Regions from separate parts of the Homo sapiens genome. Here region 2 is linked to region 1. A link is a contact called in ENCODE Hi-C data. All regions are on one chromosome and are shown on one strand. The core of a region is the stretch at or near the end of the contact, and the rest is flanking DNA. Distances in the headings are between cores, read along the strand shown. Region 1 holds the start of PLPP3 (phospholipid phosphatase 3). Region 2 has its middle 220 kb from the start of MIR4422.

Region 1 (4,597 bases), core at 864-3,363:
TTCAAGAAAGCTTGCTTTTAGATTGGAATTCCAAAAGCATGGTTTGGTGACTAAGAATTTCAAAGATGACTATAATTACAAAGACAATTGAGTAGGCAAAGACCCTGGAATCCTGAATTCCTCTTAGAATGTCAGTAATTATGAACCTGGCCTTGTTTTGTTTCCACTCTTTTAACTTTTCAAGAGAAGGTGTTTCTCAAGAAAAAGCTATCTCAAGCATCTGCCTTCTGAACTACCCTGGCTTTTACCTGTGCTATTTGAATTGAGAGTGCTGTGTGTGATTTGCAGTTGGATGCTTCAGCTCCAAAACTTCTTGGGAGAGTCAGATCTTCTTGCTTCCAGAAGATAGCAATGTTGTCTTTCTTTGCAAGCCCCACTTACTAACCGGTGCTAACTTGAGCTTAATTCAGTACACAGCAAATCCCGTGCTAGGTACTAGAGAGATGCCGCGGCGCTGATAACCTACACAGTTTGCTAGTCTTTACCATCTGTAACACCAAATCAGGCTGACATAGGCTCATGCCTGTAATCCTAGCACTTTGGGAGGCCGAGGCAGGCGATCATGACGTCAGGAATTTGAGACCAGCCTGACCAACATGGTGAAGCCCCATCTCTACTAAAAATACAAAAATAGCCGTGTGTGGTGGCACGAGCCTGTAATCTCAGCTACTCAGGAGGCTGAGGCAAGAGAATCCTTTGAATCCGGGAGGCGGAGATTGCAGTGAGCCAAGATTGAGGCACTGCACTCCAGCCTGGGCGATAGAGTGAGACGCCATCTCGGGGGAAAAAAAAATAGTTAGAAGCAAAGAGTTGACAGTGAAGTTAATTCTGTGCAGGAATGAAGAAAGTACTCAGAGAGGAGGTGACATTTCAGAGGATACTAAAGCAAGAGAAGCATTTCCCTAACTAGAGGAGGAAAGGGTATGCATTATAGGCAGAGCGTGCAGGAGAGCAGGGGTGTGGAGTGTGAAAGGATTGTACCAGAAAGGGCAATTGTACCAGAAAGGGTTGATGGTGGCTGCATATAAAGTTATCAAAACCCAAAACAAGTCAGTGTAAGAAAGAACATGATTCATATAATGTATCAAAAAGCTACAAATATTTCCATTTCTGAATGCACACAAAGAACCACCTGGAAAAAACATCCATTTATTGTCCACTGTGCCCAGGTCCATGCTAGGCACTATAGAAGATACAAGGGAAGGCCCTTGCCCTGGAAATGTTTATTCTCTATCTGGAAAAAAGATTAACTCACATAAAATAATTAAAAATAAGATGCCAGCCTCTAAGGAAAAATGTTAGATTGTCTGAAACTCAAGCAGAGAGCATTTTGGCTGCCCTGGAATTCCCCATAGTAGTAGAATTACTCTTGGGGCCAAGAGAGGGGTTGCCTGAGACTCCTTCACCCAGAAAAAAGGTAATTGCTAACCCTCACAGAGCACTTCCTATGTACTGGGCACTGTTCTAGGAGCTTATACGGATTAACAAATTAAGTCTTCACAACCACCCTATATGAAAAGGAACAGTTATCTCTAGTTACATACGGGGAAACTGAGGCACAGAGTCACAGGATTGAAATCCAGGAGATGTGGTTCCACAGTCGTGCAGTCTTTTTCATTTTAGTATTCTCAAAATCTAGCGTAGTACCCGGTGTTGGATGTTAAGATCTTAAACAAACAAACAACTTGTTTTCCTTAAAAATTATATTTTCAGGGTAATACAATTCAAGTCACAATAAAGACCTGAAAGCCTCAGGTTTGTAGGTGAGGAAAAATGCATTTTAGCTGTACAGCCCTAACTTTTACTTGACCCAAGGCCAGCAAGAAAATGTTTCTTTTTATTTATATATATTTTTTCTTTGGTGACAATTTGGTGTTTCTGAACGCTAGGGGCTCCCGGTTTCTCTGGTTTGAGAGTAACTTTTCCTTTTAGGACTTTTTTTTTTTTTTTTGAAGGGGGTGGGGGAAAATGTGGCCTTAATTATCCTACGTCTTAGGCAGCTTAAGGAAGGGGCTGTGCTTTCGGAATCCCATCCGAGCCAAGTAAGGAGGTCCCTCTCTCTCTCTCCCCCCACGTCTTCTCTTTTTAAAGGACCTCGTGAAATAAAAGTGCAGAAAACAAACCCAGGCGATCACAGCAGCAGCCGCCGCGGCAGCAGCACCAACAGCAGGAGGAGCAGGAGGAGCCGGAGGAGGAGGAGGAGGAGGAGGCAAAGTTAGAGTTGGGGCTGGCGCTCCGGAGTTGCTGGGCTCAGCGCAGCTCCCATTCATTAAGGAACCAGCTGCGGAGGAAGGTGGCCGAGCGCCCGCGCTGCCCACTCGCTCGCTCGCGCACTCAGACGCGCGCCACAACAGCGCGCCCCAAGCTGCGCAGCTCTGCAAAAGTTTCTGCTCGGGATCTGGCTCTCTTCCCCTTGGACTTTAGAACGATTTAGGGTTGACAGAGGAAAGCAGAGGCGCGCAGGAGGAGCAGAAAACACCACCTTCTGCAGTTGGAGGCAGGCAGCCCCGGCTGCACTCTAGCCGCCGCGCCCGGAGCCGGGGCCGACCCGCCACTATCCGCAGCAGCCTCGGCCAGGAGGCGACCCGGGCGCCTGGGTGTGTGGCTGCTGTTGCGGGACGTCTTCGCGGGGCGGGAGGCTCGCGCCGCAGCCAGCGCCATGCAAAACTACAAGTACGACAAAGCGATCGTCCCGGAGAGCAAGAACGGCGGCAGCCCGGCGCTCAACAACAACCCGAGGAGGAGCGGCAGCAAGCGGGTGCTGCTCATCTGCCTCGACCTCTTCTGCCTCTTCATGGGTGAGCCCAGCCCCGCTGTCCCTCGGCCCCTCGGCCCCTCGTCCCTCGGCGCGCGTCCCAGCCCAGTCCGGGGCCGCGCAGCGCCGCGCCGCGCCGCGCCGTCAGCTCCGGGGGGCCCCCGCAGCCTTCCTGGGGAGCCTTTGCGCCGCCCAGGCCCGAAGCCCCCGCCCTCCCCGATCCCACCGACTTCTTGGCCTGTACTTGAGTGGGTCTGGGCGTGCTTAAGCGTTCGTGGGCAACTGTTAAACCAGCTCAGTAAAAGTCGTCTCCACGTTGGAAGCCCGGGCGGAATCCCGCGGAAGGTGTGGGTTCGTCCTTTTAGCGTAGGGGAAGTTGGTTGAGCCGCGCTCTAGAGCCAGCGTATAGCTAGCTGGTCGCCCTCCATCCGAGTGAAATGGATCGCCCCGAGAGTCGGGCTCCTGCCTGGAGCCGAGCTGCCTTCCCGGCGGCTGTATGTAAACATCCAGCCCTTCCGCCTTTGCTGCCCAGGCTCGCCAGACTGGCTAGCCGGCCTTTTCACTTGCTCCTCTCCTGTAGGTGCTTTCCCCGGGCTTGGTGCTGGGCACGGCTTCAGCAATCACTTGAGTGCCTACTGTGTGCCAGGTGGTAGGCGGCTTCAGGGGCATCAGTTTTAGCTCGCCCACTCTCTGACTCGGTGCAGCAGGGGTGATGAGCCCCATTTCCCTGATGGGCACATTGAGGCACTGGGAAAGCCAGCTGCGATCTTGTTTGGGGACCACAAATTTAATTGCGCCCCCAGAAAGTTGAGGCGATGGTCCACTTCTGTTTTCCAAAGTCGTTGGAAGCCACAGCTGGAAGAGCGGTGGGAGTTAAAGGAATTGGAGTGGGAGGGCGAGGAGGATTTATGAACTCGGTAGGGGAGGGAGAAAGCGCTTCACAAGAATGAACAGGACTTCCAAGGTTGAAGTCAGCCTAGGATTTTTTTTTTTTTAAAGCGAATCATGGTGTAATGGAAAACGCACAGTACTTGTCATCAGAACACTGCCACTCTTGCCACTTGCTGGGTGTGCCACTTAACTGCCTCATGGGCCTCAGTTTCCTCAGCAGTTGAATGAGTGGGTTGAAGTAGATGCTCTCCAAGGCCCCTTCCCGCATTAGGAACTCGGATTTGGTCCAGAAGCTGTTCTGCCAACTCTGCTAACTGAAGAAACATCTGTGTTCCCAATTCAGTTCCCTTAAAATACAGCTCCTGCACAGACTTAAGTCCCCTTTGAAATGGATTTGTCCATGCAGATTTTGCAGACCAGAGACTTCTTAGGCTGGAGTTATACCTCTCTGGTATTCATGACTCTTTCTGTAGCACTGCTCTTACTGTGCAGTGTCCTCTTGATGGTCCATAGTAAAGAAAGATAGGATTCTTAGAGTTTAAAAATAAGAACGGCCCCCTTCAGGTAAGAAGAGACAGCTGAAGGTATAATTGTGCTCTGTGGAAGGGTGGAGGGGTGGAAAGGAAGAAAAGTCACTGTAGTTCAGGTGGCACATCCCATTTCCACGTCTCTCAACATTAATTCAACATTAAGATGCTATGTAAAGGAATTGTCACTGGGGGGCCTACCTTCCTGAAGGCAGCTGGCTCATTATCATGCACAGTGGGACAGATTACTACTTAAAGTCTTGTAATCAAGCTGTTGAATTTTTAAAAGACCCTCTCTGGTCCCAGGGGAGTACAAGGAAGCACTAAACACATGGAAGCTGTTTGCTGTAAACTTGCCTGGAACTCCCTGTGTTTACTCAGTGTGTTTTGTTGGTGGCAGGGTAAGCTCTTTCTAGAGTGCCTG
Region 2 (4,597 bases), core at 939-3,438, 1.1 Mb after region 1:
AGGGAAGGGTTCCTGGGGAAAGCCACGCCTGAGCTGAATCTATCAGGGTGAAAAGTAGAAGAGGCAATCCAGGCTGTGATAAGAATACAGCCAAAAGGCTGAGGACTCTGGGATAGCACAGTGATGTAAGAACCAGACAAACAGGGCAAGCCGGTGAGTGGTGGGAGATGAAGCTAGAAAGTAGGCATAGTCATATCAAGAGTCTTGATGCCACTTCAAAGTGTACTTGCTTTCTAGGGCTGTCATAACCCAGTACCACAAACTGGGTGGCTCAAAACAACAGAAACTTATTCTGTCATAGTTACAGAGACCAGAAGTTCAAAATCAAGGTGTCGGCCAGTTTGGTTCCTTCTAGAGACTCAGAGAGAAACTGTTCCATGTGTCTCTCCTAACCTCTAGTTGGGCATTACTCCAGCCTCTGCCTCCATCTTCACATGGCATCCTCCTAGTATGTTTCTGTGTGTCTACATTTCTCTCTTCATTAAGGGCACCAGTCATTGGATTAGGGGCCCACACCACTTTGCTATCAGTTCATCTTAAGGTGGTCTCATCTGCAAAGACCCTGTTTCCAAATAAGATCATATTCATAGGTACTAGTGGCTAAGACTTGAGCTTATCATTTTGGGGGACACAGTTTAACCCACAAGATAATGGGAGTGACAGAGTTTTATGTAGTAAGGTCCCTTAGACTCTGGTGGTAAGAAATGATGACTGGAGACCTCCTCCTATGGTTCTGTTGCTTTGGTCACTAGGAAGCTCAAGTCAAACGGATAGCACACACTCACATCTTTTTTTTGGCACATGTACAGGGCACTACAATTTGTATCTCATCCATGAGCATTATTTCTGGTTCCCTCTTGTATTTTCTATCCTTATGTATCAGTCAAGTCCTAACAGGAAACAGAGGGAACACTCAATTTAAGATAATTCAAGAAAGGTTTATTTAAAACGGGGCTATTTACAGAGCTGTGGGCAGGAGATAGGGGAAGTACAACAGACAGTGCACTATCCAGGGGCCAATAACAGTGGAGCTTCACCACTAGTCCCAGGAGACAGAGCAATTACCTGTCTAGAAAGAAAGAGTCTTACTGAGAAGGTCAATTTGAGAGGATTTGTGTCCTCTAGGGAAGGACACAGCCTGCCCAAAGTGACTTCAGGACCTCACTCCCCTCCTCCCTCTGATCTCCTGCTGGTGCGCCCCATGGCCAAAGCCAGTAAAAATCCAGATATAAGCCACATGGTCAGTGCCCCAGGGCAGACAGCAGGACGGCAGGTGGAGTAGGTCTGAAGAGGCAAGTAGAAGAGACCCCCAGCAAGTCTTTTCCCTTGTCAGGGCTCACAATATAATACCCCAAAATATGGCATCTTGACACACGGAGGACTTTAAGCTGGAGGAAATTAAGAAAACTATAAAAGTGGGACGGTCTCTCTGACTTTCTCTGGCCTTTCTATCCTGAAGCAGGCCACAAAAGAATTCTCTGACCTACCTCCCCTAAACGTAGGTCACAAGACCCTCATTCCAGAAGTGTCCTGCCCTATATCCAGAGGCCAAGAAGAATCTGAACAAATAAACCTTGCTAAGTTCCCCCTAATTTTGCACCATTGGATGATACCCTTCTGTCCTTCAATCAAGCTTCTATTATGTCTGTCCATAAAAATATGCAGCTTTCCCTGGATCTTTGGGCCTTCATTTCCAAAGACTCCTCAGTCATGTAAAACTATATTAAACAAATAAGTTACGCTTTTCTCTTGTTAATCTGTCTTTGTCATTGGGATATCAGTCATAAACCTTGCAATAGGTTGGGAAAGAAATATTTTCTCCCCTACACCTTTCATTCTGATTTTCTAATTTATTTTTTATATTCTTTGTATTTGAGTCAGCAATCTCAAATCCTTCCTTTTTAGAATAAAAAGGGGAATAACCACCAAAAAGTATATAAAGCAGAGGCAGAATTTCCTGTCCCTTTCACCACAGTGCTCTCTGTCGTCAGCAGTTTGTAAGTTGCATGTGACAATCAGTTGAGTCACCCTGAGTGGTCATAGCAGGCTGACCCGCTATGGGATCAGAGCCCTTTGCGCACAGTCCTCTGGCCACTCAGCATGTTACATAAACTCCCGGCAGGCTCCCTATTTCCAGAGCTTTCCAAGGACATGCTTGCAGCAAGAGTCATCCTGGCACCAAGCACTTCTGACAGATGTTGCAAACTGCCAAGTGGAGAGGTCCAGATGGTGTGTTGAAGAGGGCAGAATGAGCCTCAGGACGGTACACAGGCTCTTCGTCTCACATGGAGAACACGCCAAATAATTCTGTGCACATGCTGAGAAGATCATCTTTCCTCCCTGAGCCCCAGGTTGCTTCTGGAGTATTTGGATTCAGGCATAGAATGTCAGAGCTGGAGAGTACCCTAGAGACCAACTAGTCCAAGCCCTTGTTAATACAGATGCATAGACTAAGGGCCAGAGAGCAGCAGGGTAATAGTGTATCATGGCTAGGGTTTGTTGAGTACCTACTGTCTCCCTGGTAATGTGCTATGTTTATTCATTCACATTCCTACTTATCACAGATGTGCTGAGTACCTGCTGCATGCAGGGCACTGTGCTAAGAAATGGAGATACATCTGGGGACAAGGCTGGCTTTATCCTGCCTTCATGGAGTCTACAGAATAATATGCTTTCGGCATGCTATCACTAATCCTTACCACAACTCTGCAAGGTGTGGTAGGAGACCACAGGTCTTAGAGACCGAAGTGACTCAGGCCACACACCACTCTTTCTTAAGAACTAGAAAAAGGCCAGGTGCAGTGGCTCACGCCTGTAATCCCTGCACTTTGGGAGGCTGAGGCAGGTGGAACACAAGGTCAGGAATTCAAGACCAGAATGGCCAAGATGGTAAAACCCCATCTCTACTAAAAACACAAAAATTAGCCGGGCATGGTGGCAGGTGCCTATAATCCCAGCTACTTGGGAGGCTGAGGCAGAGAACTGCTTGAACCCAGGAGGTGGAGGTTGCAGTGAGCCGAGATCACACCACCACAATCCAGCCTGGGCAACAGAGCGAGACTCTGTCTCAGGAAAAAAAAAAAAAAAAAACTAGAAAAATAAGGTTGCTCTCCATGAGTTAAATATAAACACTTCATGGAGCATCACAGCCACTGGAAGGAGGTAGGAAGGCACCTAGACTCGGAGGCCTTGATTGTAACCTGCTTGAAGATACTAATATTTTTAAAGAAGAAAACTGCATCCATCTGAAGAGGTTTGGGTCAGGTAGGAAGACAGAGAAAATGGATAACAGAAGCTTTGTTTAGAAAAAGGTCAGCATCTAGCACTCGAACTCTCTTGTGTGTGTTTTCCCTGTTTTCACTGAAGGAAATAGGGAAGAAAGCCTGTTTTCCTCAACTTTAGGGAAAATTGAATTCTCTTTTCAAGTTGATGCTTTGACAACTAACTGATTCTATCAAATAATGTTGGGCTGAGCTTCTAGCAGGCCCCAGGCTGTGACCCATGTTGTCTTATGAGGTAGACTCACTTTGAAGGGCTGTCCCACGAGATATCTCATGCTGTCCAGAAGAGAATTCACCTGAACTTCGGTGGTGAAAAACAGGGGCCTTAGTGTCAAGCAAACCTAGTTCAAGCCCTGGTTCCACCAGTTAAAGCTCTCGGACTTTGAGCAAGCCACTTATTCATCAGGGGTCTCAGCTTTGTCATCTATACAACAAGAATGATTATAATCCTTACTATTAACTAAATCCTTATATATAATAAATACTCAATTATTACTTTTTAAATCATTGTAATAATATTGATATATTATTACATATTAAGTACTGAATAATTGTCATTAGTATTAATAACAGCCATTTACATTACTCACTTGTTCGTAATAATAAAGTTATGTTTTTTGCTAGACAGCATTAGTTTAATCAATATTTTAAGTTTCTTTTCTGAATCTAAAGGTGAATACACATTCCTCAGAAAAATAAGAGAAAGCACAGAAAAGAATAGAGAGAAAAATAAAAAACAACTGTAGTCCCACAATCCAGAGAATACCACAGTTAGCATGTCAGTTTATTTCTCTCCAATGTCTTTTCTGTGTGTGTGTCTGTCTGTAAAGAGGTGAATTTTATGTAAATATGATCATACTTTACATATGTGACCATTTGCCAAGGAAAATAATTCTGTAACATTCTGTCATTGCACCATAGTTTATAAAAGCATTCTCTTATTGTTAGGCTTTGGGAGTTTTCCCCCAGATATTTTTATTCTTCTAAATCAGGCTATAATGAGATTCTTCATATAGAAATCTTTTCCACACCTCTCATAAATTTCGGAGAAAATTCTCTTGGTAAAATATTTAGATCAAAGGATATACATTTCTTTAAGTCTATAACACATTTTGTCAAATTAATTTCCATTAGGGTTATATTACGTTATTTTCGCTTCAGCACAATATGAATACTGCTTCTTTAAATCTTTCACTTCATAGATAAACTTAGCTTTTTTTCTATTTTATTGCCTGAATTACTCTTCAGTTTGGTAGTTACTGTTGTTTCTTTTTCTGAGAATTGTATAATTCACACCCTTGACCCACTTTTCTCCC

The links. Hi-C counts contacts between places; a loop is a spot of excess contacts on that map. Pooled maps may share reads with other maps.
Region 2: a map of ascending aorta shows a loop between it and region 1 (2.7-fold over the local background). The contact joins the enhancer-like site here to the promoter of PLPP3 in region 1. A Hi-C loop is called at or near these places in 2 of 168 maps with a recorded cell type or tissue (ascending aorta and gastrocnemius medialis) and 10 of 50 pooled maps.

The regions. Positions count from the first base shown.
Region 1 is chr1:56,577,079-56,581,675 of GRCh38, reverse strand. It overlaps PLPP3 (phospholipid phosphatase 3), which reads left to right and starts at 2,113. Exons shown (of 6, transcript NM_003713.5): 1 at 2,113-2,798. The coding sequence starts at 2,660. RefSeq lists an enhancer at 4,128-4,597.
Region 2 is chr1:55,441,247-55,445,843 of GRCh38, reverse strand. No RefSeq gene overlaps it. Among named protein-coding and RNA genes, the nearest start is that of MIR4422, 220 kb to the right of the region's middle. Within about 2 kb of position 2,188, at least 11 of the 41 ENCODE cell types and tissues checked have a DNase peak (open chromatin) inside an H3K27ac peak, as active enhancers do; they include ascending aorta, where a contact is called at or near this core.